2 separate regions of the Homo sapiens genome follow, and region 1 is linked to region 2. Evidence: read pairs that join two places in POLR2A ChIA-PET (ENCODE). Cell type or tissue: endothelial cell of umbilical vein. All regions are shown on one strand. Links, peaks and the distances in the headings refer to the core of each region. The heading gives the core; the rest is flanking DNA. Region 1 overlaps FAM107B (family with sequence similarity 107 member B). Region 2 holds the start of FAM107B (family with sequence similarity 107 member B).

Evidence for each region. ChIA-PET counts read pairs that join two places held together with the same protein. Peaks named below come from ENCODE experiments on the same cell type or tissue, not always from the same donor. Only the 100,000 strongest peaks of a DNase experiment are listed, where the experiment ranks them.
Region 1: POLR2A ChIA-PET joins it to region 2 with 15 read pairs; 3 of 35 experiments call an interaction of 5 or more read pairs at or near these places.

Annotation. Positions count from the first base shown.
Region 1 is chr10:14,536,472-14,552,692 of GRCh38, reverse strand. All of the region lies in intron 2 of FAM107B (family with sequence similarity 107 member B), which reads left to right. It overlaps LOC124902381 (a long non-coding RNA gene), which reads right to left. Exons shown (of 3, transcript XR_007062063.1): 3 at 14,846-16,221. Among named protein-coding and RNA genes, the nearest start is that of MIR1265, 110 kb to the right of the region's middle. RefSeq lists an enhancer at 15,430-15,499. In endothelial cell of umbilical vein, for the core only: a CTCF peak has its summit at 4,689; a DNase peak (open chromatin) is centred at 6,702; H3K27ac peaks cover 463 bases.
Region 2 is chr10:14,774,664-14,790,884 of GRCh38, reverse strand. It overlaps FAM107B (family with sequence similarity 107 member B), which reads left to right and starts at 15,988. Exons shown (of 5, transcript NM_031453.4): 1 at 15,988-16,221. In endothelial cell of umbilical vein, for the core only: no CTCF peak of the experiment used is centred there; DNase peaks (open chromatin) are centred at 7,924 and 8,964; H3K27ac peaks cover 2,928 bases.

The sequences.
Region 1 (16,221 bases), core at 2,056-10,055, 240 kb after region 2:
GCTAATTTTTGTATTTTTAGTAGAAATGGAGTTTGGCTATGTTGCCCATGCTGGTCTCGAACTCCTGGCCTCAAGTGATCCACCCACCTTGGCCTCCCAAAGTGCTGGGATTACAGGCGTGAGCTACCACGCCTGGCCAAAATAATGAACTTATCACAGTATACAGCATGTTGTAAAGGCTATGTATTTCTCCTGGAAACGTTGACTTCATTTTTTTTTTTCATTGTTGGGTGTGTGTGGGTAGTGGATCACTGTATATAGATAAAGTGCGTTTGAAAGCCTCCGATCTGAGATATTTTAGAAAGTTTATCTGAGTTCTTTAGAGCAAGTCTAATTGTGCAGAGAAGGAAAGTGCTTATAACTGAGTCTTTCTTAGCTGTATTTCCATCACCATTGAGTGGATTCACCGTGACCCATTTTAGGGTTCAGGACTTTGGTCATCACAGTGGCAATGTTTTGCAACATCCTCCTTCCTTCTGTGGTTCCCACCAAGATCTTCCCAAGCATCATTTCTAGGTGGGAGGGTCACACATAGCCATGCCGGTTATCACAGGCAATTACACAGAGTAGATGTGATCACACAGACCGTCCTTTTCAAATTAAAAATGTTTTGTTTCTCTAAGGCTGTCATTTTTCTTTTCTCTACACTAAATAAAATAGTTCACAATCCTTTACAATAGAACTACACCATATGTCACAGAAGGCAGGTCTCCGAGAGGCTAAATGTGTGGCAAAAGTAGACAGGAAGCACAGTCCAACCGCTGTAGGGTTGAAATATGAAAAGCTAGTGTCACAGGCCACCAAGAAGGTTCTGAAGCCTTTTTGGGGGAGAACTGGGGAGAATTTGATAAAGCCAGAAAGGTACAAATAGGGACTATTGAGACTGGCATTTCAGTGGATTAAACTATAGAAGGAGAAAAAGATATTCCTTAACATTGGTGATAATATGTTGTTATCAGGTATAATGATTTATAGTAATGGTAATACAGATATTTTTTTTTCCAGAGCTAATACATTTTGTAAGTGGAAAATAAGGTTTATGTCTTCAATTCTAAAGATTCATAGATGAAATTAGGAAAATAGTGTCCTTAAAAAAAAAAAAAGGAAAATAGTGTCCTTCCTAATTAACATGTCCCATGTACCACTGTGTTTATGTACTTTCTACTATAAACTGAATTTTAAAATCTTGAATAAAGTATACTCACAAATAATTGGAATCTTACTCAGTTTGACATTTGTAAGATTATCGGCCGGGTGAGGTGGCGCACACCTGTAATCCCAGCACTTTGGGAGACCAAGGCGGGCAGATCACCTGAGGTCAGGAGTTTAAGACCAGCCTGGCCAACATGGTGAAACCCCGTCTCTACTGAAAATACAAAAATTAGGCGGGCATGGTGGGCGCCTGTAGTCCCAGCTACTCAGGAGGCTGAGGCAGGAGAATCGCTTAAAACTGGGAGGCAGAGATTGCAGTGAGCCGAACTTCATCTCAAAAAACAAAACAAAACAAAACAAAATTATAAACCAAAATGTAGAGAATGACTTTTAGATTTTGTTCTTTCAACTCTGAGTTGCCTCGGAAAACTTTTAAAAGAATTGTCTCATTTTTCATGGCCTTTGTGCTACATTTTTAAGTACTTAATCCATTTAAGGAGGTAAAACTATCCTACTGTAATTAAGCTGTTCAGATTAATTTTTTTAAGGCATAAAGGAAGTAGTTAGCTATGATGATCTGTATTTTCTTGTTACATAATTATTTTACAATTGTTCCTCTCGAAGTGATGAGTGATTTCCTCTATAACCAGCTGTCAGTAAAAGACAAGTTTTCATTATGAGTATGTTAACGTGTCCTTTGTCCTTGTCCTTTTCATTTAGTTAAAGTAACCAGTAGCTCCTATTTATGTGAACTTGAAAAAGGTACTGTTAAAAAAAGTTCTGACCTTTGTGATAAGAGCTGTGAGTGAAGTCAAAGCTGATAGGATGCTGGGTTCTTGGGTAATGAATCCTGTTACAACAAAAGAAATGAAAGCATGACAACTTGGGTAACTCAGGGAAAGAAGCCGATTTCTCCATTTCATGTGGACTTCGTATCAGGTGGAGCATTTACTTAAGGGGTGCCACGCCACCTTTTTCTGTTCTTTCCCTGAGTCATACTGCTGCTGTAGGATTTAAATCCCTCGATGGTGTGTTGAGACTTTGGGCAAACATCACTTGACCATAGAGTTATTAGGTAGTAACAGACTTGATTGCAATGCAATGAATTGCCAGAGTGAGTAACTTGATGGAGGATATGTATTGGTTCTTGGGGCAAAAGTCCTCATACCTGACAGCCGAGGACTAGAGCTGCAGACTCAGTGGTAGGTGGTGGTTGTTCTCACAGACTTGTGTAGTGGGGAAGGAGTGACTATTAAGGCTTTGTTTTGAGAGAGACAGACAGAGAATTGACTTGAGGATGGACGCTTACAAAGTAGACATGAGATTACTGCAGTAGTCCTAAATGATCCTTAAAAGCATCCTGTTGGAGTCAAGATAAATCGGATCACTTCACTTCTATAGGATCTGGATTATGACTGATGTCTCTGTTCCTCATCACTAAAATGAAGTGGTATTTCTCGAAGGCCTCTTTTAACTCCAGAATTAGATGAATTTTTGAAATGTTGAATATTTTCTAAAACAGCCTCCTTTCCATTCCCGTAAGAAAAACGGTTGTTATGCTCTATAGACATGTGGCACCCGATGTCTGGGTATTTACCAGTGAGCTCTTTGTTTTTAGGCTTTCATCATTCTGTGTTCCTTGTTTGCCAAGTAGGATGCTCACTTGCAGGATGCGGTCATTTTCCCATTCAGCTTTTAAGTTTTCCTGTGTCTGTTACTGTCCATACAGATAGTGAAAGGCTTCAGCTGAGTCCTGTGGGGAGATCACTTCGAGTTTCTGGGTTTGGGTGTGCTGTGATGGGGTGACTGAGATCACTGTCGGTGGTGAATGAACGGTCTCATGGAGCTGGGGTTGCCCTGCTTTTGTTTACTCGTGACTCTACAGGGCAGCCTGTGGGAAAATGGCAAGGCTTGGCGTCCTGGAACCACAAGCCTCCAGAGGGAGTTGAATTAATGTGCAGAGTTGAATCAGGGAAAGTTCAGAGGCAGTGTAGTTTACTCCCTTATTCCAGTACCCACACTCACTACAAATGTGTTTACATTTAAACTTTTGCCAAAGCCCCCTTAGTTTAAAAGGGAGGCTTCACATAAATGGAAAAGCTGAGGCCAAAAGGCCTAAACTTCTCTCATCTTTATTGCTTATTGCAGCTTTTATTATAGATGCTGCGAGTACTCAGCACTTCTAAGAAACTCCGATTGCTCTTGTTTCCCTTTCAGCTTGGAGCTGGGATCCAGAGTAGTTAACTGAGGGGCCTCGCAAGCCCCTTGTCAGGAGGATGGCCTGCCTTTGAAGGCAGTTGACTCTTGTATGTGTCTTAGTCTCTTTAGGCTGCCATAACAGATGCCACAGACTGGGTGGCTTAAACAATAGATGTTGGTTTCCTCACACTTGTGGAGGCTAGAAGTCCTAGATCAAGGTGCCAGCAGATTGGGTTCCTGGCTTGCAGACAGCCGTCTTCTCATTGTGTCCTCACATGGCATTGAGGCTGGAGAGTACAGGGAGAGAGATTGAGAAAGAAGGAGCTCTGGTCTCTTTTCCTCTTCTTATAAGGACACTGATCCCATCATGTGGGCTGCAGCCTCATGACCTCATCTAAACCTAATTACCTTTCAAAGGTCCCACCTCCAAATACTGTCACTTTGGGGGTTAGGGCTTCAACATAGGAATTTTGGGGGGACTCAGCATTCAGTCGGTGTGTGTGTGCGTGTGTGTGCGTGTGCATGTGTACTTGTAGAGGAGGGTTGATTGTCCACCTGACAGCCGTTGCCATCCCCTCTTCCCTGCTGGATGCCAATTTGCATTTTTCTGGCACGTTTTGCGGCTAGAGTGGTCATGTGACACTGTTCTGGCCAATGAGGCGATGGAGGAAGGCCCCCGGGGGCTTCTGGGAGTGCCTGCCTTCGCAGCTGGAGAGAGCCCTCCTCAGGGGCTGTCTCTGCCTTCCCTTCTTCCCATGTGTATCTGGGGCAGCTGAGGCAGGGCTAGGAGAAGAGCCCAGGTTCCTCCTGCCACCTCCAAGCGATGAAGCAGCCCTGGGCCAACTCCAGCATTCTCGTGTGAACTGCAGAGGAGCCCTGCGCTTCCAGCTACTTGCAGCCAGGTGCTGTTACCTACGCCCCACGCACCCTCACAGACCTGTGTACAAGGGCACAAGTACCTCCCCTGGAGCTGGCAGGAGGTGCAGTCGGAAGAGCATCTGGTCCCTGAGGCCTCCCTGTGCCTCCCCCTGGACCCCCAGGGTGTCCGTGTTCCCAGTTGTTGACCCTCGGGTGCGTCTGTCGCGTCTGCTCTCTTCTCCTCCAGGCAGGGAGCTCCTGGACCACGTCTTGCTCCCCTCTCGATCTTCAGGCCCACCCTGTGCTCCCCCGTAGGAGACATAGTAACTGGTTCAGCCAACCAGGTTAACTCAACCAGCGAGCGCTGTGGGTCCTGGTCTTGCTGACAGCTGTTGCTTTACTCCTTTCTTGTTTTTGGTGTCCTCCCTGCGAAGCCTGCGTATTGGTTGTTCACAGAAAGCCCACCAGGTGGTCTGAAGAGAGGGAAGTGGGAAAACAGACTTTAATTAAAAGGGCCGGGGCCATGGAAATAGCTGTTCTCTAGGGTTTGGTTAGAGACAGACAATCCTCCAAAGACCCAGACAGAGATGTGTCCCTGTCCTCACGCTCAGTTTTCATTGCGGAAGCAGAAATCAAATAAGAGCCAACTTAAATTCTTTTAATTATGGAACATTTTAAGCCTACAGAAAAAACACATCATTGTTACCGTTGTTTCTGGCATTAAGGTCTCTTTTTTCTTTTTAAGAGTGAAAAATGAAGTTTTCCAGACAAACCCTTAACTAATTCAGTATTTCAAAAGTGAAATACAGGCTGAACATCCCAAATCTGAAATCTGAAATGCTCTAAAATTCAAAATTTTTTGAGCACTGACATGCTGCTTAAAGGAAATGCTCACCGGAGCATTTCAGAGTGTAGATACTCAGAAATATTCCAAATATGCTAAAATTGGAAAAGCTTTGAAATCTGAAACACTTCTGGTGTTTCGGATAAGGGATGCTCAACCTGTAGTGAGTGAGTGGTTGGAAGTTAGAACATATTCTTCTGTAGAAACAAACCTGTTTGACCCACAATTTGGCCAATATACGGAGATTTGAGATGAAAAACTTACAAAATGATAGAATGACTGGCTGTCATTTTACCAGTAAGGAAACAAACCCAGAGAAGTGAAGTCAGGATTTAGGTTTGTGGACCTTTTATTTAAGGTTCTTTCTACTCTGCCATACGTTACTAGTGACTTCAGACAACAGTGTCGAATCTCATCAGCCAAAACCCACCAGGAACACAACGTGTAGTTATACAGAAGTTGGCTTCGTTTAGCTTGCTTCTGCCGGGGCCAGTGTACCCAGAAGAACCCTGGGACTATTTTGGAAAGGCAGACTTGGGGTTGTTGTTGGACTGGGTGATTTGAAGGTGGAATTAGGGAAATGGGACCAGATCTGGGTTGGATGTGGCCAGGAGGCAGAAACAATTCAGTGATTGGGTATCCAACAACTTTTATCTAGGAGGTAGGAGATTAAAGTAGAGTTAGAGTGGCCATGCAGTAAAGAATTTGCAATCATACATGTTGGTGAGAAAAGGGGGCATCTGGTTATTTTTGTGGTAGTAATGTGGGCCCATCTGTGTCCGTTTTTGAGCATTCATTATGTTCTGATGGGAATATGGGGGTCAGGTTGTCAATTAGACTGGTCTTTACTTTGAAGGTCGGTAGGGTTGAATTTAATTTGTTCACCAACTTACTTAATTTCATTCTGAATGCTGATGCTTGAGGAATAGGTTTTAATGGAGCAAGATGCAGTGGGAAGTAGGGACTTAGAGGATGTCTAAATAACCGTGTCTGAGCAGTCACTGGTTTTTAAACATTGTAGCTGCTCAATGGTAATAATGCAAATTTTAAAAAAGGCAGATGGGTAGTTTTCGCCTAGCTTGAGAAGCTTTAAAAATCATCATGACGACTGTACTATCTTAAAACGTGATCAGCTATAGAAGCAGATAAAACTGTCGAGCTGTTATTAAAGTGTACTTACAGTTGAAACATATTAGTCTTCAAAGATGCCATCCAGTTACTGATCCAGAGGTAATGTTAATGGTGGTGTTACTCACGGTGCCAAAACACCCACAGATCAGTAGAAAATGTGGACAGTCAATTTAGAAAATTTGCAAAGCAGTCAGAAGTGAGAGGCAGTGTTGGGTAGTGAAGAGTGGACCAGACTCCAATCTTGGTCCTAGTCCGAGCTTTGCCACTGTGTGGTCCAGAATGTCTTTGCCACTCTCTTAACTTAGTCATTTCATCTCTCTGGGCCTCAGTTTCCTCATCTGTCATAATGAGGAAGTTGAACACCTGGTCTCTGTGTTCCTTCTAAAGTTTCTGTCATTAAGTCTGTTTGAAGATAGTCTCTTCTTTTGAAAGTATTAGTTTGTTTGGCCAGTTGGGCCAGGTCATAAATATTACGGAATTATTAGTCAGCTCTTGAAGACAGGAATGTTTGAGGGCTTTGAAAGCTAGCCCAGCAGGAAGCTTTTCGTGGTCTGTGTATTTTCCTTCCTCTCAGGAATGATTAGGCCGAAATCAACCATCTTCTCAGTCCATCCTCTTTGTAGTTTCCTGAGATGAATGACCGAGGTGTTTTCTCCTCAGAAAATAACATAGGAGAAAAATTCCAAGGGAGGTCTCTTTATTCAGGAACTTGCAATTTAGGAATTAAGTGTGATAACTTTATTTTACCAATTTTAATTTTGTGACTATAACATAATATAAATAAGGATTCTGTTACATGCAAATTTTGAAATCATGCAAAAACCAAAAAAGGAAAAGAAGTCAATCAAAACTTGTATAATTTCAAAGATGGTGGCCAGGTGGTTTGGAAGCTGTGCATGGGATTGCCACATGGCCTCTCCCCTCTAGCAGGCAACAGGTGCCTTGTGTGTTTAGTCAGTATCTGCTGCATGTCATTGCTGATGGCATTCAAGTTTTTGCTTATGTGTGCTGGTATTTAATGTTCACTTAGATCTAAATATCTTTTTTTAGCCTTCAAAGATGTCAACCAGGTATTCATCAAGAGATATATTAATGGGGATGTTAGTGATAGAGCCCAGGACACCCCCAGCCCCCAGATCAATAGCTTTGTAACAGAAGCGCTAAACCACTATGAAGGTGATCAGACAACAGGGGGATGCATCCTGCCATTAATTTAGCAGAAAGAGCACACGTCCAAATAGGAGAGTTAAAATAGAGAGGTGCTGTAGCAAAGTGGCTCAGAGCATGGACTCTGGAGCTAGCTGCATGATGCTGCTAGCTGCCATTTAATTAGCCTTGTAGATTTAGGCAAGTCACCTAGTCTCGCTGGGCCTTAATTTCCCTATCTGTATGATGGAATAAATTTAATGTCTACTGCAAAGGTTATGTGACACTTAGCAAACATGATAAAACACAGGTTGCCGGGCCCACCCCCCAGAGACTGACTCACTGCATCTCCGATATTTGCATTTAACTAATTCCATGATGGTGCCGATGCCTCGGACCCTGGGATGACACTTTGAGGATCACCATGCTGTGCATTTGTACACACAGACACACACGTAGGCATTTGTTTTCCAAAGTAAAGGGCATACTGTTTGGAGCCTAATGTTTTTCTCCTATTTAGTGCCTTGTGAATATTTTCCCTTTCATTATTTATTCTAATAATGGATGATTTTAAGCTGCACTGTATTCCATTATTAGATATTTAAATGGCTTCCATTTTTTCCGCTATCATAGACCATGCCGGAATAAATATCATTCTGTGTACACTTGTCTACATCTCTGTTGATGTCTTTAGGGTAAATTCCTAAAAGTGGAATTACTGCGTTCAAGGGTGTTTCACGGTAAGGCCTTTTGCTACACATTGCCAACAAATTCTTCAGAGAGTAGCAGAAATTTGTCTTCTTACAAGTAGTCTATGAGAGTAGATGCTGATTTTCTAAATGTAAGGGAATAAGAAAAACTTCATGATTAACTTTTTTCACGTGTATTTGGGCTTTGGTGGGAGTAGGCAAGAAGAATATCCGTGGATTTATAGAGTAAGCAAAAGTATGTCAGGAAAAACTAGGAAGAATAGGGCTGAACTGTGGCTTGATTTCAGGAGAGTTTCTGGGATTCAGACTTGAATTAACTGAATGATGCTGTAATGTATAAGTGTTGGTATAGGTGATTTTATGCAAAGAAGAATAAACATTGGCTTACTTTTATTTATCGTATACGGTATGGGTGACTACTGCTGCTAGTTCAAGGGTCTTGATTTTTTAAAAATGTGTTTCTTGACTGTGGTAGCTGGGAGCCCCAGGATACAGACTTTTGGTTAAATAACATCTGCTCCACTCTGCCTTCCCGTGTGGGCCTCTCTAACCCTGGGCCAAGCAGTTGAGTCTCTCCTCGGGGTGCCTGGAGTGAGGGTGGATACAGCTTGGGTAATTCAGCATCTGTACCTAAAAACTTACTCAATGTAGGCTTCATGTAAAGAAGTCAGTGGTTCTTGGGAACAGGGGTGAGTGAATGGAGGCGAAAGGTGGGGCCCTCCACAGGTCAGTCAGGCCCTCAGGGTGGGACAAGAGCTGTAGGGCTCTTGGTTATAAACCTGTGTGGTGGAGACCAGCAGGTGAGCCAAACTCTTCTTTATTATCAGAACATTTCACTAATAAGGGATCTCAAGGGTCATCTGGCACAGCCTTCTCTTTTTGCAGATAAGGAAGCTAAATAATTTATTATTTCAGTTAAGCTTCACCATATGAGAGTTTTTGGTTTTTTTTTTTTTTTTTTAAAGTTTTTAGGATCAGATAGTGAACCTTGGAACAGAATTGGCTGCTTTTTGTTTCTTTTTTCTGGAAGTGCTGAACTTTAGAGAATTGTGGCTGCATGGTAGACAGGCAAAACAGGAAGGACACAGTGCAGCTGAGAGCGAGGGTGGCCTGTGGTCTCTCGTTTGGCCTGGAGAACGGGCTGATTTCAACTCCTCCTGCACTGCTCCTGAGTCACGGGTCCTACACCACCGTGCCTCTCTCCCGAGCTCAGGAGGCCGAGCTCAGGACTGCATGCTCCTTCCTGAGTGGTCTCCAAAGGCTTCAGAGTGGCCTTGGATGAAGAGCTGCTCACTTCTGTGCCAGTCATGTTTTTTAGAATTTACGTACTAGTTTTCTTCTTGCAATTCAAAAAAGTGTTTTTTTTCTTTTCCTTTTAGTAAAGAAACACGTATGACGGGTTATTTCTTTTAAAAAGCAACAGCTCCCCTGAACACCAAACTGTGCCTTTTACCACTGGGTGACACTGTTAGACCACAGAACGTGCTTTGCTGGTAAAATCAAGAGTCCTTGAATTTCAGATTTCATCAAGCTACTTTACATAGGAGAGAGAAACTCCAAATCACTTAATAGTCATCTATCAAATGTTATTTGATAAGTGTAATTTATCAATTTTAAGGCCAATGAGTTTAAGGCAATCAGTTATTAAAGAAATCCATTAATTGGGCAGGATTTCCATTGCTTAGAAGTTTTTGCAGATTAATGTGCTGCATATTAATGAACTAATTATTTCATGGGAATATTTATGCAAGCCAGTGTACTAATATATCTATTTCTCACCAGACAAAAGTCTAAGTTATCTTTCTTTGGCAAAAGACTCACTGTTGATACACAGCAATTAATGTTACGGAGTTTTAGTGAGGATTTTTTTGAGCCATCTTAAAAGCACGTCTGTTGGTTAGAGAAATGGGTATTTGGTTCTCTGTACTGGTATGTGTTAAGAAGATTATGTCTTACTATTTCTGAGCTCTTTCAAGATCAAATGAAGACAGAATTGTTCAAAGCGTGGGTTGACCTCCCCTACTCAGTTTTTGGCTCCTTTTGGAAATCTGATGTCTGCCCTTCTAAGCGTAAGGTGAGCATTATCTGGTCAGTTTCAGCTGACCACTATGTGACTGAGATGTTTCTGAGGTTAAGAATTGAGTGCGAGTCAGGCCCTCCCTTTGTGGGGTTAACATGAGAAAGAAGACAACTTCAAATTTAATTTTAATAGAATCAGACTTCAGTATCCTACAAGAGGTATTAATGGAGTCCTGCAGGAGTGTAAAGGGGAAACACTGAGGAGGAGCCAGGGAAGACTTGGTGGGGTGAGTTCCTTCATTTGGGTACTCTAAACCGCCCGTATTATCCTGTTCATTCAATACTTTTTTTTTTTTTTTTTTTTGAGATGGAGTCTCACTGCATTGCCCAGGCTGGAGTGAAGTGGCGCGACCTTGGCTCACTGCAGCCTCTGCCTCCTGCGTTCAAGCGATTCTCGTGCCTCAGCCTCCTAAGTAGCTGGGACTACACACATGCACCACGATGCCTGGCTCATTTTTGTATTATTATTATTATTTTTTTAAGTAGAGATGGGGTTTCTACTTGGCCAAGCTGGTCTCAAACTCCTGATCTCAAGTGATCTGCCTGCCTCAGCCTCTCAAAAGTGATGGGATTTACAGGCGTGAGCCACTGTGCCCGGCCCATTCAGTACGTTTTAATACGGTGCACACAGTGTGACATACAGCCCAGGGCTGGGGAAGGCAATAGGAGGTAAGATGAGAGGTTTGCTGGCCTCTGGAGGTCAGCCAGAGGCACAAGGAGTCGGCAGCTCCAGCTTTCTCCTAGCTCTTCTGTGTCTGCTAGTCACTGTGAGGCCACTGCTACTTTGTATGGCTTATGTACAAGCCATTGTGCCAGAGCATAGGGGAGAGGATGGAAGTCACTCAGAGGTCTTTTCCCTTCTGCAGAGATTGACTTCTGTGTCCTTCAAGGGGAGACAGTGTGGAAACGTGGGAAATTAGCCCACAGGCGGGGAAGTGCCTGAGGCAAGGGGCGTCCAGTGGAGTCTTCCACAGCAGTTCAAACAGTAGGACATGTCTCCGGAGGAGAGGCCCCGGGAAGACTCGGGGAGGCAGGCTGTGAGCTGGTCTTTGCAAGGTGCCTGGAGTTTTACTGGCTGGGGAGGAGGGATTTCTGCCCAGGAGGAAATCGGAAGCAGAGGTGGAGATGGGAACGTGCACGGGCTTGGTGTGTACTGGCTGCCTAGAGTTGATGCCAGAGAGTTAAGAACCACACATTTGTAAAGGTAATTGAGGACTCCACTATCGAGAAGGGGGCCACAGAAGGCCAAGCAGTTTAGCATCCTCTCCTGAGGTGACCAGTGATGCTCGGCTTGGTAGCCCTGATCTGATTAAATGAGTTAGCTCATTGGATTTGACTGAGGATGCAGCCGGATTAGAGGGAAAGGCAACCGGAGGGGATGGAGGCCATGGAGAAGCCAAGTGCACAATTCCCAGGATGAGGGATGAGCGACTGGTGATAGGGGGCGATTTTCAGATGCGTTTATGGAAGGGAACTGATGATCGATTCTGTACTTAGGGTTGAAACCTGTGAGATAGAACCTTTGGGAGAAATAAGGAAGTTAAGGGAAGACTGCGAGGGATTGTTTCTCAGTGGAAGAATGGTGTGTGTGCTGTCGTCTCTGTTGCTTTTGAGAAACAATAGCTCAAACTCAAATTCGCCTGGGATGACTTCTGCTACAGTGTAGGCCCTGTGGGGTGGGGTTGGCTCTGTCCTTTCAGTGTCCTTTCCAGCACCTGGGCAGTGTCTGGCACCTCAGAGGCCTTCAATAAATCGTGAGTAAAGGGGAGCTCAACTTGACACCTGTTGATTCTGAGGTGAACATTCCAGTACGAAGTTGGAATTTCAGAGCCAGAGCTTGGGAAGTCAGGAACTATCTCCACACACACTTTAGAAACAGCTCTTGTAGCAGAAGGGGTAAAGGTGTATGGGGTTTCCAGAGGCATGATCGAGAGAAGAGGACAGGGCTGTGGCCCTCTGCCTGGACTGCTGGTGGCGTTAAAGGGAGGGAAGAGGAAGTGTGGGCAGAAAGCTGGGGGAGAACAGGGGGAGGACAGAGGGAGGGTGGTCCAGGGGCTGCCTTCGCATCAGCAAGGAAATACCAGCCCCAGACCCAGGAGAGGCCCAGGAGAGTGTCACCAAAGGAGGGAGCCCTGGATGGCCTGAGAAAACCCTGCCGGGTGTGGACTGTCATGCGGATAGAAACATGCTGTTGCTGTGAATATTTGAAGGATGACATTTGTTGTCTGTTAGTGACCACGGATCACAGCCCTTGGGGACAGACATTGAGGGCCAGAAGCACAGGCACTTCTTACCAGAAAAAACACCTGACAGGCCAAGTGACACTGCCAGCTCCTAGGTAGCAGTTGGTCTGGGGAACATTAGCCAAGGTCCTTCTCAGGGTGAAATTTCTCTGGAATAGTTCTCAGGCCCAGCCATTGCCCTAGGAATAAGCTCAAATGCACCTCTTTGGTTGATAAACATTCTGTGCTTTGGGGCTTCAGATGGGACTGACTAGGGCTGGGACACCCAGAGCTGCAGAGTGGAGCAGGCTCTGCCTGTGTGTCACGTCCACATGGTGAACATGGCAGACGTCTGGTCGCCCTTCTCGTTTCTCCATAGATGTGCTGCTGTTGGCTGAACCTAGGGGACATTCCTCTCTCCCACCAGGTACTACTCACAGGATGAGGGTAGTTCTGCAGTCTACCAGGGAATTCTAGAATCTGCACAGGAGTAGAGGAAGTGAGGGTGCAGGGTTTGTGTCTTATCTGCAGTCCTAGGACTTTCAACTGGGTGAAAAAAGTCACCAAGGATCAGCCTCTTGCCAAGACAAGGGGCTGTTATAGTTGTCTGTGGGCCCTTGAAGGATTTTATTCCCCCCTTAAGCCATTTTTACCTCCTTCCCTGAGCCAGGAATTGAATGAATCTTTGTTTATTTTAAATTAGTTTTCTTCTATCTAGAGACTTCTTGTTCTCACACCCTAGAGTATTTTTGTTTTTGTTTTCATTTTCTCTCTGTATTTTGTCTTCAGTCTTTTCTAAGTTTGTTTGAATATCCAACTTCCTGGCAAAACTAGATTATGTGAGAACTGCTTTGTTTTTTTTTAACTTTGGCTTTGATCATGATATATTTGGACAATATAGAAAATGCCTCTTTTTAGCCAAGATGCAGACTTTGGGGAGGTACAAGGCTGAAGAAATTTAGTTGCAGGAGTAATTTGCTAGTTTGCATGGAAAGCAGCCCAAACTGTCATTGCTTGACCATCAGCCTCACTTTCTTCTGACAGATACCAGCTGGGTCTTGGGTACCCAACTTTGGCACAAGCCTCTCTGAGATCCTGCTCCAGTCATTTTCTTTCTTCCACAGCACTTTCTCCCTTCCCTGTCCACACTGGAAAAATGAGCAGAGGCCAAGATTGGGTTCATCATTATTCTTTGTTTAAACTAGTGTACTTGCGGTATACGGTCATTCACTTTCATGTTGATGGAACATTAAGTAATGGAGAGTTAGAGTAATGAATTAGTTTGTTGGGACTGTTTGCCTACTTTGTTGAGCATCTGCCACGTGGGCAAGTACTGTGGATGGTAGATGTTTTCCATGAGTTTTCAAGAATGCTGAGACCAACTCTGCATATGCAAGTGTACTAGCTCTGATTTCCAGTTGAGGAATCAAGACTCAGGTTAAATAATTTTATAAAATCAATAATTGATGAGTGACCTAACCAGGGATTCTAATTCAAGATGGGTGGTCTTCAAGCCTGATGCTTTTTTCCATTATGCTGTATAACTTCCCATGGACTATGGATGAAATGACAGAATTGTCATTATGCAGCAGCAACCAAGTGACTTGTGGATAGTAATTTTAATAGCTGTTGAACGTGTACTCTTACACATGCAGAGGAGGGCATGCACCAAAAAAGTGTACTGATTGAGGGTGAATGTTTAGAGGAAACACACCTGTGTCACCAGAATCTGTATTATCCAGAAACAATCTTTTCCAGACCCTGGAAGCCCCATTGGTACTGCCGTCTATTCACTCCCGAAATAAGCATTATCCTGACACCTAACATCAAAGGTTGGTTTTGCCTGATTTTGAACATTATGTACATGGACGCATGCAGTATATACTCTTCTGCATCTTGCTTTGTTTGCTTAACGTTGTATTTGTGAGATTCAGCTGTGCTTTGCTTGCAGAATTGCCAGTTCATTCTCATTGCTGCATAGTATTCCACTATGTCAGCACACCGCTGTTTACTTACCCATCCTACTGTTAGTGGACATTTGAGTTGCCTCCAGTTTGGGACTATTATGAATGGCCTGCCATTAACATTCTTATAAAAATCATTTATATTGATATATTTTAATGAAATATGTCTTTCCTGCCTCCCATCTCACTTTAATGTCATCCTTTGCAAGATGTTTTCTGTTTGGGATCGTAAAGCTGTGATGTTAGAAAGGTTCTAAAGTCCTGTTGAGAGACAGGAAATCATTCTGTTAAAGTCAAATCTGGTTCGTCCATCCATCATCCCAGCCCATGGAGTGCCTAAGAGCTTCCTTTTGGAATTACACAGACTCAAGGTCAAATCTTGGTCCTGCTCTTAAGCAGCTTGGTAACCTTGGGCAGCAGTGACAGCATTATTGTTACTAATTTATTCTTATTCGTTGCCAGTGACAGCGCTAATAGCAGGTGATGTCTATTGAAGGCTTACTGTGTTGTAGGCATTGCGTTTGGTGCATTTCATTTTTTTTTTTTTTTTTTTTGAGACAGAGTCTCACTCTGTCGCCAGGCTGGAGTGCAGTGGCGCAATCTCAGCCCACTGCAGTCTCCGCCTCCTGGGTTCAAGCTATTCTCCTGCCTCAGCCTCCCGAGTAGCTGGTATTACAGGTGCATGCCACCACACCCAACTTTTTGTATTTTTAGTAGAGACAGGGTTTCACCGTGTTGGCCAGGATGGTCTCGATCTCTGGACCTCATGATCCGCCCGCCTCGGCCTCCCAAAGTGCTGGGATTACAGGTATGAGCCACCGCAGCCCAGCAGTTGCATTTCTTATTTACTCTTCATAGCAACCCTGTGAGATCTGTCAGTCCTTTTTCATTGTTGCCTTGTTAAACTGGCGAAGGCCCTTACCCAAGATCACACTTAGAGCAAGTGAGGAAGCTGGAATGCAGATGCGGGTTGCCCCACCCAAACCCATGCTCTTGAAGCTGTCAGCCTCATTTGGAGACTGGGAAGTCATGACCCCTGCCTCATGGGCCGTATGAGGACCAAGTGACAGGGGAAGCTTACATATACCCCCAGGTGACATGGACACCAGCTCCAAGATGGATTCCTTTCCCTGCATCTCTCAGAATGGCCAGCTGCTTTTGGGGTGTGCTTTGACTACAGTGCAGGAAGGCGGAGTGGGCATGGCTGCTCCACTCTGGCTGTCCTAAGGAAAGCGGACCTGCCATTCCAGGTCTGGACACCTCATTAGTTGAGGAGGTGTCGCCACCTATTGGTCGTTCCCACCTCACTCGGGCCAGCTTCTGGTTGCTGTAGTGTAGGCAGATGTCTGTCGGATGTTTCTTGCCCTCCTTAGTTGTCACTCCCTCCTCCTCTGCCATTTTCTAAATATAAAATATGTGCCTTATTTGTAAAAATACATTTTCGGGGGATGAAAAAACTGATGAGAAAATGAGTTTGATACTTTCCCAAGAGCATCACTGTTTGGCATTTGTACAACAACATATTGGCAGCAAATTTATTGAGTTCGTCATTGTTTTAAATGACCATCCTGGGAAGCCACAGAGGACTGTCCCGTAGCCATAGTGGAGCTTGGCAGAGTATGAAACAATAACGTCTCTGCACTTACGCTGATGACTCTGGTGGGACGTCGTTTCTAAGCCTTGGTGCACCAGGTTGGTGGCCACAGAAATCCCCTGGGCACTTGTCTGTTGCCTGGTCTAAGATGGAAATTTTTAGGTTTGCCTTAGGGCCAGGCAAGTCAGGAGTTTGTGATGAAACCAACTGCACTTTGGGAAAAATTCTTACCGGAACTCAGGCTCCTGCCTGTCTGGGAACTGTGGGTGCTGAGAGAGAGGCTTTGGATCTAAGAGGTGTCTTTCCCTTTTCAGGCTGACCC
Region 2 (16,221 bases), core at 3,959-11,958:
GTAGAAAAGGCAAGACTATATCTACAGAAAGATCAGTGGTTGCCAGAGCCAAGGCATGGGATTAGGAGATTAGCTGACAAGAGGCATAAGGGAAGTTTTGACGATGATGATAACATTTTGTATCTCAATTGGGGTGGTGGCGATGTGATTTCCGTCATTTATCACAACTCAAAACAAACACTTCAAATTGGAAAATTTTAGTTGTATGTAAATTGTAATTTTTTTTTTTTTTGAGACAGGGTCTTACTCTGTCACCTAGGATGGAGTGCAGGTGCAATCTTGTCTTACTGCAGCCTTGACCTCCTGGGCTCAAGCAATCCTCCCACCTCAGCCTCCTAGAGTAGCTGGTAGAGCTACAGGCACATACTACCACTCCTGGCAATCTTTTTTTTTTTTTTACTTTTGGTAAAGATAGGATTTTCCTATCATTCCCTGGTCTCGAACTTCTGGGCAATCTTTCTAACTTGGCCTCACAAAGTGCTGGGATTACAGGTGCAAGCCGCTGTGCCCAGCTGAACTGTAACTTAATAAAATCATATTTTAAAAGACCAGTCACAGTTTGGATGCATACTATGGTTACCTAACAGTTTCTTTCTTTTTTTGTGTTTGAACTCATGTAATTGATTTCAACTCTTTGCCTGGAGATTCTTGTTTGACACAGACCGAAGCCTCTTGTTTATTACTATTCCTTTGATTATAGCAATTTTAAAATATTCTACTTGTTGCTGTCTAGGATTTAGTAAATCCTATATCACAGTCAACTGGGAAGTGTCTGAGGAAAGCAGTTCTTCAGAACTAGCTGCCTATATATCTACCTAACCCTAAACCTCTGCACCCATCAGGAGCAGATGATAGGGCTGGCCATTCTTCATTTCATATAATGTTGGGTTCAGCTTTCACAGCACCTTTTATTTGAGGCGCTGTCGTTATTCATCCAGTGCCGCCTAAGAACCCTCAGGACAAAGCTTATATTTTCAGCGTGGTGAAGAAGAACCACCTTCATCTACCTGCAGCTGACTTCTGTGAGTTCCATTTCTCATCTCTCCTACCTTTCGGCCATATGAAAGGCTGGCCATGTCCCAAGGGAACTTTGCTTTCTCTTGCTTCCAGGCCTCATCTCGTGCTTCCCTTTCTATCTGGAATGTCTTTCTTTCTTGATATGGTTTTGCTGTGCCCCCACCCAAATCTCACCTTGAATTGTAGCTCCCATAATTCCCATGTGTTGTGGGAAGGACCCGATGGGAGATAATTGAATCTTGGGGGCAGTTTTCCCCATACTGTTCTCTTGACAGTGCATAAGTCTCACGAGATCTGATGGTTCTCTAAGGGGAAACCCCTTTCGCTTGGTCCCCATTCTCTCTCTTGCCTGCTGCCATGTAAGACGTGCCTTTCACTTTCTGCCATGTTTGTGAGGCCTCCCCAACCACGTGGAACTGTGAGTTCATTAAACCTCTTTTTCTTTGTAAATTACCCAGTTTCGGGTATGTCATTATCTACAATGTGAGAACAGACTAATATACTTCTGTCGCCCAATTCCCTCTTTTCTCGTACAATTTATCCTACTCATCTTTCAGGATTCCATCTAGATGTCACCTGCTCCAAGAAGCTTAACCCTTCAGAGCTATATTAAATAAATGTTTCTCTTAGGAGATTTGGCAACAGTGTTCATGCCTCTAAAATCTGGAAAAATCCTTCAGCCCCATCTATAATCTTGCCCAAAGTTGGTTTTACACTCCCTCAGGTGAGCCAACAAATTCCTTATTTTGATGAAACAATTTTGTCTTGAGTTCTCTTTCTTTTGCTATCATAACCAACATAACTGGTGGTTAGGAAACTGATACAGTCATCCTCCAATATCCAGAGAAAATCGCTTTTAGGAAGGCAGTGAATAGAAGGGTGTTTGAACACAGAAATGGGAACTGGGAGAAAATCTAATAGGTGCTGGTTGCATCCACTGACAGCCTGTGTCTGTTAGCTGGCCTAAGGCTGCTTGAGTCTTAAAGGCCCCTAAATATGCTTCTGGTTAGTACGATTAATTCAGGCCAAAGGAGAGAAAGCCAAGGCTATTGAGAGGCAAAGAAGCAAGAGGGCTTCTGTTGCTGCACTCTGGGCTCAAATATTGAGGGTGGAATGAACTGGTCTTAGGGAAGTCGACAGAGCAGTTGGCAGCCTCTTCCTAGGCAAGGGAAATAGGAGCCTCTGAAGGCAAAGCTTCCCGGAGGGGAAGCTCCTGGACAAACCGAGAACCATCCCTGACAATGCACCCTTCCGTGACTCTCCATGCACAGCATGGTCCATTGGTCACTCTGAAGCCTTTCTTAAGCATCTGATGATCTACACACATCCAAATTCCTCAAGTTTCTCATGGATCACAGCAATTGAGGGCAGTGTTTGCACACCAAATATCTGGATATCATTTTGTTAATTACAGGTTATTTAATAATATACGTAACTCTCTGATATCTAACAGAGAAACCCTCCCAGAGTGGCCTGAGAGCAGGAGTGTAGACCTGGACTTTTATTTTCCATTGGAAGAAATGGAAGCCAAGACAGAGCCATGATTTGTCCAAGGTCACACAGCTCCACGGTGACAGGGTTGGGACTAGAATATGAGACTTCTGAGTTAGAGCCCGCTACTCTTTGAAATGCGTCCTCATGGCCCCAAACATGCTTGTTTTATCATTCAGAGGCACAGTCAGAGAAACAAGCTTATACAGAAATGTGATTAGTCAGCAGATGGCAATCTATTGAGGAATCTCAAAAACATTCTTTATTCCCTTCTGGATTTAGCTTGCTACTGTCCATAGGGTACGAAGTCGGCCATTGCTTCAGTTTCCTCTACAAATGACTTTCTTTCTCTGCTACCCTATCAGGATCAGAGGATGCTGGGGATAGTAAATGGGGATAGTATCATGAGATAAAGGGTGAGGATAACTTGATATGATAAAGATAGTAAACTTCTGCTCAGATGAGTGCAGTGGCTCACGCCTGGAATCCCAGCGCTTTGACAGTTTGCGGCAGGAGGATGGCTTCAGCCCGGGGGTTCAAGGGTGTGCTGAGCTATGATTGAGTCACTGCACTCCAGCCTGGGTGATAGAGCAAGACCCTGTGTCTAAAACTAAACAAAAAAAAATTTCTGCTCAAGAAATTGTTTTAAAGTTTTAATTTTTTTTGGTTTACTGTGAGTAAATATAAAAAGCTATTCTCTTCTGATCTTCATTGTCAAAATGTTTAATGTGTTTTTAGTCCATTTCCTGCATGAATGAAGAAGAGCATACTTTTCTCTTAGCTGCAGAGGATTCCGTAATCATCTATGCCTATGCCAATATCAGTTCTCATTGTGCAGTATGGTTGATGTACAAGAAAAAACCTAGGAAATAATATGATTTAAAAATCCTTGCAATAATTTTTTTTTTGAAATGCTGCTGTCCCAAAAGTGAAATATAGAGACCATCAGGACAATTGTGGGTTTCACCAAGTCAAATTTTTTTTCCTATGTGACAGGAATTAAAATTAAATTTTTTTCTCCGATTTACGTAAGCACTATACGTAAAATTAAAATTCATGGTTGTTTCCCCCGATTCATGTGAACGTATTTTCCATTTGTCCCTCTGAAATCATTCTCTACGCTTCTCGCCCTGCTCTGTATCCCAGAGGCTGACCTCTGTGGACTGTATCAGTGGGTTCCTCTGTCTCTTTGTCTTGGGTTTGAGCAACGAGAGGTATCAACAGATCAGGGGGCGGGGGGAGAGATGTGGGGTACTCATTTTTCCCATTCCCTGCTTGTATTGCTGAAATTTTGGCAGTGGGTTCATTTCTCTTCAATGCACCTCATCTGCTTCTGTTAGATGCCAATGAGCTCCAGCTTCTAGAGCTCCAGCTCTTTCTGGGTTCCAGGTTCCCTCACCTTGACCTTTCAGACCCACGGGTCTGGATGTTTTACCTTCCCTTATGGGTTCCCTTAATCCTGCCCACCTCTCTGTACATAGTCCCTTATTAAGCTCCCTTTAATATAATACTGTGAAGGTAACATCTGTTGCCTGCTGAGACCCCCATTGACACTTAGACCCCGACTGACACAATAACAAAAATATATTGCCTTGGGAAAGCATAAATGTTATAGTGGACAATCCTTTCCTTTGGGGAATTATAATTCTTTGTTCCATAGTAATTATCCTTAGTCCATGTGGTATTTTAATGGTGATTTTCTAGTTTCCTTATTTCTATCTTTACTTATTTATATTCTTCTGTAATAAAGGGCTGCCTCTTTTTCCCCATGTATTTATTTAAATCAATATGGTCTTGTGAATATTGATTTCATTCTTTGGATTATAATTCTATGTTATTATTATTATTTTTTTGAGACAAGATCTCACTCTGTCACCCAGGCTGAAGTGCCATGGCGTGATCTTGGCCCACTGCAACCTCCGCCTCCTGGGCTCAAGTGATCCTCCTGTCTCAGCCTCCCAAGTAGCTGGGACTGCAGGCACCCACCACCATGCCTGGGTAATTTTTGTATTTTTAGTAGAGATGGGGTTTCACCGTGTTGGCCAGGCTGGTCTCAAACTCCTGGCCTCAAGTGATCCACCCACCTTGGCCTCCCAAAGCGCTGGAATTATAGGCGTGAGCCTCTGTACCTGGCCAATTCTATATTATTATACTTTAAAAAATTTGTTTTGTTGTTTAATTTGTTCCAGCTTTGGTCGCTGGGAATTCTTTCGGGTTGGATTTTGACATGGTTCTATTCCTGTTCTTTTTTTCTCAGCACTTCCTTACTTTCTGGCACCACAGTATGCCTCCAGGCTCATCTTGTGTTTTCTTTGCCTCAACTACTTCTCCAAAGTGCTCTGTTTTCTTTTACTGAAGAATGGTATTTGGAAACCATGGTATTTACCCATGCCTGTAATCCCAGTCTTTGAGAGGCCAAGGCAGGCAGATAACTTGAGCCCAGGAGTTCAAGACCAGCCTGGGCAACATGGTGAAACCCCATCTCTACAAAAAAAAATATACAAAAAATAGCCAGGCACGGTGGCACCTGCCTATAGTCCCAGCTACTTGGGAGGCTGTGGGAGGACCACCTGAGCCTGAGAGGCCAAGGCTGCAGTGAGCTGTCATTATGCCACTGCACTCCAGCCTGGGTGGCCAAGTGAGACCCTATTTCAACAACAAAACAAAACGAAAAAGAAGTACATACCATCTCAAATGTGTCTAGTGCAAGTAACCAAAGACATCATGCTTTAAACTTGGGAAGCAATTTTAATACTCAACAGAATAAGGAACAGTATATAAGACTCCTCTTATATGCTGTCAAAAAGACTAGAAAGGGCAAGAAGACATAATCATCATGAACATATATGCACCTAACAAGATACATAAACATTCCAACCAGAGCAGTGTCTAACTGTTATTTTGGTAAATTTTCAAATGATCCCCCACACCCCCAGACCTCCAGATCACCTGGTGCTTCCGATTTCTAAGGCTCTGGGAAACATTAAGAGTGGGAGAGTGTGTGGGGTTCAGCAATGTGCTTCTCATCTTGTATTCTTTGCAGATGCACAGGTTGCATTCAGCTAAGTCTGTTATTGCTCCCTTTCCAGTTTCCATTTATGTCTATTGTCCTCTATTGTCTCTTCTTCTGCCCTCATTGTCATTATCATTTTAAACCCTTTAAATGATTTCACTGTTATTTTAGTGGAGTTATCTTACTACTCGTGAGTCATTTAGAACTTGGATTAGTGCTTTGACCTGTATCAGGAATCATATTCACTTTTTCTTTAAAATTTAATGGCTCTTTCTTTAACAAATGAGATCATATATAATGCTTTATAATCTACTTTTAAAGATTAATACAGTATGAAGATTTTTCATTTGTGGGCAACTTGCTATAGGACCTGCTCTCTTCATTCCTTCGTCACCACTTGCCCATAGTGTGTCACACAGGAAGGCAAGGATGGTTAGCACACTTGGCCCTGGGAGGATGAAGAATGCAATGGGCTGGAAGTCCTAGGGCAGGTGGGATGTGAATATGGGACAACACATTGCCAAGGGGCAGCTATTGGGAAAGGATACAGGGCATGTGGCTTAAGGCAGATGCTTTTTCACTCTGAAACAACTGGGGCAAAAATTTGTAGACAGCTGGACACTATTTGCAGATAAGACATCGTACTGATTGTGCAATGACATGGCCTAGCCACCTTCCCAAGGATAGAATTCTATCTGGCTTTATTAACTCTCCAGGGATGGCCTCGACTTTGGCTGCCTGTTCTTCCGGCCACCCCAGGAGGCTGAACACCCCCCCGAATGCAGGCTGTGGGCCAAGAAGAATAGTGACAGGAGATGGGGAGTGGGCATATCTGGGGGTCTCTGAATCCACCCAAAGGACAAGGGTCCATTGAAGGAAGCTAAATAGGAACCTGATCAGTATTTCCTCTGAAGTATTAGTAGAAGTGATAATGATGTCTATGGCCGGGCATGGTGGCTCACACCTGTAATCCCAGCACTTTGGGAGGCTGAGGCAGGCAGATCATTTGAGGACAGGAGTTCAAAACCAGCTTGGCCAACATGGTGAAACCCCATCTCTAATAAAAATACAAAAATTAGCTGGGCGTGATGGTGGGCACCTGTAATCCCAGCTACTCAGGAGGCTGAGGCAGGAGAATTGCTTGAGCCTGGAAGGCGGAGGTTGCAGTGAGCCAAAAGTGTGCTACTGTACTCCAGCCTGGGCAAAAAAGCAAGATTCTGCCTCAAAAAAAAAAAAAAAAAAAAAAAAAAAGAAGTGATAATGATGTCAGTAGAGTCCTGAAGCTTGGGGCATTGCTGAGCATCAGACAGGAAAGGTGTATTTTTCTTAGGCTACCTGATTCACCAGCCCTTTACATTTCAGCGGTACTTTTGGGTAGAAAGCAGAAAAGCTTTTGATTTCTTTTTCCTGAAGGAAGATAATTTTGTAATCAGCTGGGAATTCAGTGTGAGGATTAAAAAGAGGAGTAAAGAGAATTCCAGATTGTGAAGGCAGGGCAGTCTTGCTTCCAGGCAAACCCGATGACAGTCAAATCTAGTTTTGCAACACAATTAGGGCATTTTCACTGACCTCAGAAATGTTGGAGAAATTCTTACCAAAGGCTGGGTGTGGTGGCTCATGCCTGTAATCCCAGCACTTTGGGAGGCTGAGGTGGGTAGATCACCTGAGGTCAGGAGTTCGAGACCAGCCTGGTCAACATGGCAAAACCCTGTCTCTACTAAAAATGCAAAAATTAGCCAGGCATGGTGGCGGGTGCCTGTAATTCCACCTACATGGGAGGCTGAGGCAGGGGATCGCTTGAACCCAGGAGGCAGAGGTTGCAGTGAGCCGAGATTGTGCCACTGCACTCCAGCCTGGGTGACAGAGCCAGACTCCATCTCAAAAAAAAAAAAAAAAAAAATCCTTACCAAAAAAATGGAAGTGAATCCCCATTTTAAGTTCACTTTGATTTAAAAATATAGTCATGTGCTGGTTAACGACAGGGATACATTCTGAAAGACGTAAAATTAGGCAATTTCACTGTACAAATATCGCATGGATGGTAGAGTCCACAGCACACCTGGGGTATAGGGTATAGCCCATTGCTCCTAGGCTACAAACCTGGACAGCATGTGACTATACTGAATACTACAGGCAGTTTTAACACAAGTAAGTATTTGTGTATCGAAACCTAAAATACAGTATTATTATCTTATGGGACCACTGCCATGTATGCGGGCCCTTGTTCACTGAAACATTGTTACGCAGTGCATGAGTGTAAATATAGGGGAAGGGAGAGGATGTGAAATCAGACAATGGCACTGATCCTGGCCTTATCTACAACCACTGCTGTGTTTCTGGGTCTTATACCCCAGATCTGTTTCCTGCCCCTTCCTCTGCCCCTCCTGTCTTGGTTAGGTGACCTTCCTTCCTCCACACTGAGAAAGAAATGATGCTTCCTGTTACTTTCAGGGACTGATGTGGGACTCCTGAACTCCGTTGTGCGTGCTGTCCTGCTGGTACCAAGGCTAAGGCCTGGGAGCAAAGGTCGGTCTTCCCTTAGGGCAGAGGATGTTCTCAGCATTAATCATCTTGGGGCAGGAAATGACTAGCAAGGTGGCTCTTAGGAGAGCGAGGGAACCCAGGGCCTTATCGCTTAAGCCTAGATTCTAAGGAATCTAGATGAGCCTTTTTTTTTTTTTTTTTTTGAGACGGAGTCTCACTCTGTCGCCCAGGCTGGAGTCCAATAGCACGATCTCGGCTCACTGCAAGCTCCGCCTCCCAGGTTCAAGTGATTCTCCTGCCTCAGCCTCCCGAGTAGCTGGGACTACAGGCATATGCCACCATGCCCGGCTAATTTTTTTTTTTTTTTTTTTTTTTTTGTATTTTTGGTAGAGACGGGTTTTCACTGTGTTAGCCAGGATGGTCTCTATCTCCTGACCTTGTGATCCGCCCGCCTCGGCCTCCCAAAGTGCTGGGATTACAGGCGTGAGCCACCGCGCCCGGCCTATCTAGATGGGCTTGACAGGGGTAAGACAGTCCATGCTACCCAGATGCTGAACAGGAACTCGGCAGACCGGAAGCCCCGGAAGACCCTGCGACAAATAACCTGGGGGCTTTGGGGCACCGACAATGATGTTACCCAGCAAACAGTCAAAAAGAAAACTTTTTTTTAGAGAGGCATAATTGCCTTTTGTAATCAGCAAAGTCTGGTCATGCACCAAAGATGATTATCCGCTGAATTGTGCAGAAGGGGCAGTTGTGTCCCTTTTCTTGGGCTGGATTTTTAAGGCAGAGGGCAGTGCCTCCCGAGGCCACTGTGGCAGAAGCGATTAGCGGGATCCCCACAGAGAAAGTGAGACTCAGGAAACAAGGGGATGCAAGATCAGCCGGGCTTCCTGACTTGGGTCATTATCTTATTTCCAGGAGCCAGCGGGTTTCCTCACTGCACTCACCACACTCACTCATGTGCTCTACTGCCCTTTGGGCTCCAAGAGAGCAGGATCCTGGCTTATTTCACTCCAAGTAGCACCTGACTCAGAACCTGCTCTGCAGTGAGTTCTCAATCAATGATGTTTGAAGACATGGGCCCCAGTGATAGTGCTTTCTCTATGCGCTCTCTATGGAAAATGACAAATCTTCTTAAGGCATCCTGATGGAGGCACTGAATGGCTGAGATCCGCTCTGCTGGTCTCCCCTTTGGAGAGATCATTGGTGCCACATGCTTGATTTTCATCTGAGACCTCACCTAGAACTGAGCATGTTGGTGCCTTGTCACCTTGGGATGTTTCCATGCTATTTTTTTCTAATAGAAAAGTTAGTATTTGCACATGGTTAACAAAATTCAAACAGTACAACAGGGTATACCATGAAAAGCATCTTCCTCCCAAATCAGACCTTTAGTGTCCCCTCTCCGGAGGCAGAAGACTTCTTGGACATTCCTCTGAAGCTTTTCTACATAAAAGTAAGCACATACATGTATATATTTATATGGGTATATTTTTAGATATCCACATGTGCTTAACTTTTCAATTTGCTTTTGTCATTCAAAGTATTTCCTGGCAATTTTTCATATTGCCCCATGTAAGTTGACTTTATTCCTTTTAAATTAAAAAAATTCTATTAAGTAATACTTCTATATGATTTAAATATAAAACATACGTAAGAGTTTATAATAGAAGGAATCATCTTCTGCCTCATTTCCATTCTTCTTCCTTAAAGGCAACTGCTTATAACTGTTTGTCTTTAGTTTTTTTTTTGATAGATAGCACCGTAATATAAATCATATGTTTATATTTCTGTTTCTTAATTCATTGACTTAAAATATTATTTATTGACATTTTTCTATGATAGATGGATATCTCTCCCACTAACTAATATGCTTATGCCTCTATTTATCTGTCAACTTTAGACATTATCTATTGATTTTCTAATAAGATAGATGAGCGTTTAGCTACTTACTACACCCCATCTCCTCCCAACACTGTTCCATCTTTATTTCCAGTTTTCCCCTTGTCACTTCTGCAACATCAAACACCACACTTAAAACTTGATTGCTTTTTGTATCAACCATAGGAAGCATCGTTTGACTTTGAAATATAAGAATATTAGCAAACTCAACCTTCCCTTTGCTCATATCACCCCCTCCATAACAACCTTCCTATCGTTCAAAATCTTTCAGCTTTCCCTTTATTTTGCCACTGTCAAGTTGATAAAATTTTCATTCTCTTCTGCAACCATGGTGAAGGTTTCCATGATTTGCTGGTACACCTGAGTGATATATTGATTAGGACTCATTTAGTAGAAAGTGACAGAAAACTCAACTTGAAGCCGGTGAAGCAGGAAAATAAATTTATTTGCTTTACAACACAAGCAGCAATATGTAGGGATAGCTTCAGCCTCAGGTAAAGATTCATTCAAAAATGTTATCAGGACCCAGGTTCTCTTTCTCCAGCTCTTACATTCTTCTTTGTGTTGGCTGCAGCCTGGGTGAGTGTCCCCCAAGGAGTCAAGATATTGGCAGCTGCTTTTCCCTTCCCTTTCTCAGGTTTAAGTCCAGTAAATCCAATGGGAAGAAGAGAAAGTTTCTTCCAAGTAGTCCTGTTTGGGGATTTTTTTTTTTAACGGAGTCTCACTCTGTCATCCAGGCTGGAGTGCAATGGCGGGTCTTGGCTCACTGCAACCTCTGCCTCCAGGGTTCAAATGATTCTCCCACCTCAGCCTCTTGAGTAGCTGGGATTACAGGCATGCGCCACCATGCCCAGCTAATTTTTGTATTTTTAGTAGAGATGGGGTTTCACCATGTTGGTCAGACTGGTCTCAAACTCCTGACCTCGTGATCTGCCAGCTTTGGCCTCCCAAACTGCTGGGATTACAGGCGTAAGCCACTGTGTCCAGCCCGTTTGGGGATTTATTCTGATTGGAACCATGTGTTCTCACTCCAGTCCCTGAACAGGGAATAAGGGCAGGCTGATTACCTGACCCTGATCTCAGGTTCCTCCCCTGGAACCAGGCCTAAAGCCTCACCTAAAGCACTGAAGGGGTTTCCAAAGAGGAAATCAGGATGCTGTTACCAAAAGAAAAGGGAGAGAATGCTGGGTACCCTACAATAAGAAATTACCCACCTGAGGCATTAAACTCAAATGTCGTCGGGGTCCTGTTTGCAGAAATTTGGGAACTGACCTAATGAGAGATACAGAGAAGAATGGTTCCTGTGGCCTAAGAGCTGTGCAGTCATTTTTAAAAAATGTCATGAGCCAAACAAAATCTGTCTGGAGGCCAAATTGTTTTTGAGAGCCATCATATGCAACTGTTGGCCTGTATATTCCTTCTGAAAGTTGAGAAAATTGGACGGCATTTATATGATTACGACTATGTAAACAGTTTTTTAGGGCAGAGTGAGTTAATGTTTTAAAATTCTCTAGGATCCGTGTCATGTGACACTCAACAAGAATGTTGCTGGTATCAAGCTGCTAAGATTCTTTCCCTCTTACACTCCCCCAGGATCTTTGCTCAGAATCAATCTGCATTGTGACTTACGGTACACCTGCACCATCCTCTGAGTGACAGACCCTGTTGCCTGTCCAACTGCCATTCCCTCTTTCTTCCTGGCTAGGATCTTTTCTTTTGTTTACCTTGGGTGTTGTCATTTATATTGCAGTTCTGTCATAGGCAGTACTGTTCAAGATGCAGTGGGAATGCAGCCCAGCAGGTCTCAGCCTCATTTTACTCAGCCCCTATTCAAGATGGAGTCACTTTGGTTCGAAAGCGACTGGGTAAAATGAGGCTGACACCTGCTGGGCTGGATTCCCAGGAGGTGAGGCATTCTTAGTCAACAGGATATTTACAGTTAAGGGAACAAGTTAATAAAGTTCACTGAAGAGATTCAGGACTTAACAGACCCGGGAAATAACAGATCCAGGAAATGTCCTGATGTCCCGATATCTTAAGAACAAAAACATTCTTGGTTTAAGAGTAAGTTTTTCTTTAAAAATAATAATACAGATTCTTGCAGAAGACAGTAGTTACACCAAGGTTAACAACTGTTTGTCATAAGCCCCTGTAGCAGAGTACATCTCCCTCATGATTTTGGGCTTATATATAATATGAACAAGCATTGCACCTAAGGTGTTTCCTCCTCTTGCTTTCAGGAGTGCCCTGCTCTGCCTGTGGAGCAGCCGTTCTTTCAGTCCTCGACTTTCTTAATAAACTTGCTTTCACTTTTCTCTGTGGACTTGCCCCGAACTCTTGTGCAAGATCCAAGAACCCTCCCTTGGGGTCTGGATCAGTACCCCACTCCTTTCCGGTAACAGTTCTTCTCATATGTCTTGTGATGCTTTGTGATCTCTTTGCGTTTTTTAAATTTTTTATTTTTAAGACAGAGTCTTAAAATATGATGGTGCACAAGACATTTTTGAAGGCTTGGAGGTCACAGGAAGGGATTTAAGAAAAGAAAAATCCATTCTTACACCTGATTTCATTCACTCATTCATTTATTCATTCAATTATGTGCCAAGCCCCTTCTGGAGAGAATCAGCTGTTCACAGTGCAGCTTGCGAGGGGCTGCCACCCAGGCTCTGGAGTGCAGTGGGGCAATCTCGGTTCACTGCAACCTCCACCTCCTGGGCTCAAGCGATCCTCCCACTTCAGCCTCTCAAGTAGCTGGGACTTAAGACACTCACCACCATGCCCAACTGATTTTTAAAACTTTTTTTTTGTAGACACGGTGGCTCACTATGTTGCCCAGACGGGCCTTGAACTCTCCTGGCCTCAAAGGGCCCTCCCACCTAGGCCTCCCAAAGTGTTGGGATTACAGGCATGAGCCATCACGCCCAGCCAGATGTTTTCTTATATATGAACTTGTCTTCTATTGATTAACAATTAATTTTGTGATTACAAACTCTGGTGCTGCGAACATTCTGGGACATACATTTATGCACAAGTATATCTACAGAATAAATTCTTTTTTAAAAAAATTATTATACCTTAAGTTCTAGGGTACATGTGCACAACGTGCAGGTTTGTTACATAGGTATACATGTGCCGTGTTGGTTTGCTGCACCCATCAGCTCGTCATTTACGTTAGGTATTTCTCCTGATGCTATCCCTCCCTCAGCCCCCACCCCCTGACAGGCCCTGCTATGTGATGTTCCCCTCCCTGTGTCCATGTGTTCTCATTGTTCAACTCCCACTTATGAGTGAGAGCATACGGTGTTTGGTTTTCTGTCCTTGTGATATTTTGCTGAGAATGATGGTTTCCAGCTTTACCCATGTCCATGTAAAGGACATGAACTCATCCTTTTTTATGGCTGCATAGTATTCCATGGTATATATGTGCCACATTTTCTTTATCCAGTCTATTGTTGGTGGACATATGGGTTGGTTCCAAGTCTTTGCTATTGTGAATAGTGCCACAATAAACATACGTGTGCATGTGCCTTTATAGTAGCATGATTTATAATCCTTTGGGTATATACCCAGTAATGGGATGGCTGGGTCAAATGGTATTTCTAGTTCTAGATCCTTGAGGAATCTCTACACTGTCTTTCACAATGGTTGAACTAATTTACACTCCCACCAACAGTGTAAAAGTGTTCCTATTTCTCCACATCCTCTCCAGCATCTGTTGTTTCCTGACTTTTTAAAGATCGTCATTACAAAATAACTTCTTAGAGGTAGAGTGTTGGATCAAGGTCATTGGAAATGTCCTCTCTGGAGTATGTATCTGTGTGTGTGCACGTGCATGTGTGTTTTTGGAAAGCAGGATTGCATACTGAGAAAAGTATGAGCTCTGGGGCCAGGTTGCTGGACTCATCACCTTTTCTCATTTCCTTAAGCAGTGCTGTGACCTTGGGCAAGTTACTTAAGTTTCTGTGTCTTGGTTTTCTAATGAGTAAAAATGGGAATAATAATATCACCTTTCTTCTAGGGTTGTGAGGATTAAATGAGTTAATTTGCTGAGATTCATGTCTGATACCAAACACTCAATAACCATGGCCTGTTACTGAGTGTTATTCTAGGTCAGACTTAGCAACACACTAATCAGAAAGTCTACTGTTCTTAGCGGGCCAGTGCTGGAACTCCGATGAGTTCATGCGTGCCTCTGAGCACACCCACTGAGCGAGGAGAGGTGGTCCTCAGAGCCCGGATGCAAGCCCAGGGCCTCCGCAGACCTAGAAAGTGGCTCTGAGCTTTCTTCCTCAGCGGTCTCCTGAATGTGGCCGCTCGCAAGCTGCACTGTGAACTGCTGACTCTCTGTTCCAAAAGGGGCTTGACACATAATTGAATGAATATATGAATGAGTGAATGAAACCAGGTGTAAGAGTGCATTTTTCTTTTCTTAAATCCCTTCCTGTTACCTCCAAGCCTTCAAAAATGTCTTATGCAGCATCACAGCCCCGATTTACTATACGTGTGCTTGGAGGGGCACAGCATGGCACGACCCGACCCGAGTGGACTGTAGCAACCAAGTCAAATGGGAGACAAAGTGCAGTTCCGAGGGGTCTCCAGGAATATCTGGGAGGGGGGACCCTGGTAGAAACCTGAACCCCCTGATTTCTTATGGGTGGGGAATTTGGACAGCTTGCACTTGGGACACAATGAAAAAAGAATGAGCTCACAACCCTGGGAAGCCAGAAACAGCTTGGATAGCACGGGGCCTGCCACACGGTAACCTCTAAATAAATGGAAGCTTTCTATATTCTAACTTTCAGTAGAGACTAAAATAAAATGTGCATTTGATGCCATATCCACTCATTCTAAAGCCATATCTGCCTTTTTGTATTATGAATATGACTGTCCATTTAGAACAATATTTCCCGTATGGCCATTACATCTATAAAATGATTGTTAGATAGAATGAGACTCAGAGGACAGATAGGAGAACAGGGATCTCGGGCACCCAACAAGCCCTTCTTAGTGGCATAAACTTGCCTTAGTCACATGAAATTTCAAAGAATTGGTTTCTGCCTCTGTAAAACGGGAATCAGTGCCATAATATAATAACTACCACCTGTCTGGGCCAAAGAGCACATCTTGACATTAAATTAAAAGAGAGAGCAAACAAATTAATTAAGAGTGGGTAACATGCCCAGAAATCTTGACCCTAAAATCACTATTAACGGTAAAAGCATTACAGTATTACATTTCTATAACATTCCTAGCAGACAGTTGGCTAAGGAAAAATCTTGATTCTGAATTGTCTTAGAATATGTTTATAATTTATTATTTTTCACCATTCACATATTAATGTGTTGAGAAACAGAAGATCTATGTTCAAAAAGGAGTTACTTTCTGAAAGTAGGTGATATATACCATATAGGTAGAATACTTCACATGTACATAATACCTCCACACATAATAACATAATACATAAGGATAATTGTTAATGTAGGGCTCTCTTTTTTCTTTTTGGTATTGTTGAAAACTAATCAAGAACTTAGCCTAGCTAGTAAAAAAAAAAAAATCAAATTACCAAAGACCTATTTATAGTTATCAGAAAAGGCAATGTGGATCCTGAAACCAGGAAACTTGTTTTGAGGGTGGGGGGAAGATTCCGGGAAGATTCCGGAAAGATCCCGAAAAGTCCAGAAAGATTCAGAAAACACATCACACCGCATCTCTCCAGGCGAAAGATTGAGTCTACCTCCTATTTTAATAATGAAACAGCTGCTAGGGTCGTGGCCCTTCTAGGGGTCTTCATTTGTGATGGACAACTGGGTCGTTTTTGTTTTGTTTGGGGGAATAAATATTTGAAGGGGGGTAACCAAAGAAGGTTTTGCTGCTGTTATGATGTTATTGATACGCAGGCTGACGCTATTATGGCAGATGCTATCAGGCTACATTATCTTTATGCCTCCTAGGTAACCTGAAGCAATTGTCTATTGACTTGGCACTACCCTACCCTGAAGCGTCTGCCCTGCCTAGGAACTGTAACCGGAGCCACTCACATGCCTCCCCAACAGCTTTCTTTAGCCACTGACAGCATCACAGAAGGAAGAGCGCGAAATTGCCCAGGATGGACACTTTCAAAGGGGCCCCAGCGGCTAAGTGACTCTCAGGGAAGGTGGCCTTGCCATCCCAACTTCTATTTAGGGGCAACCACTAGCAAGTTCTTCTCTTCGGGCAATTGGAAAGAGTTCCTATAAGCAAAGTGGAGGTGATGTGGACCCCTGGAAAATTTCCTTGCCCCGTTTGAACTTTGCAATGATTCACTGCAAGTC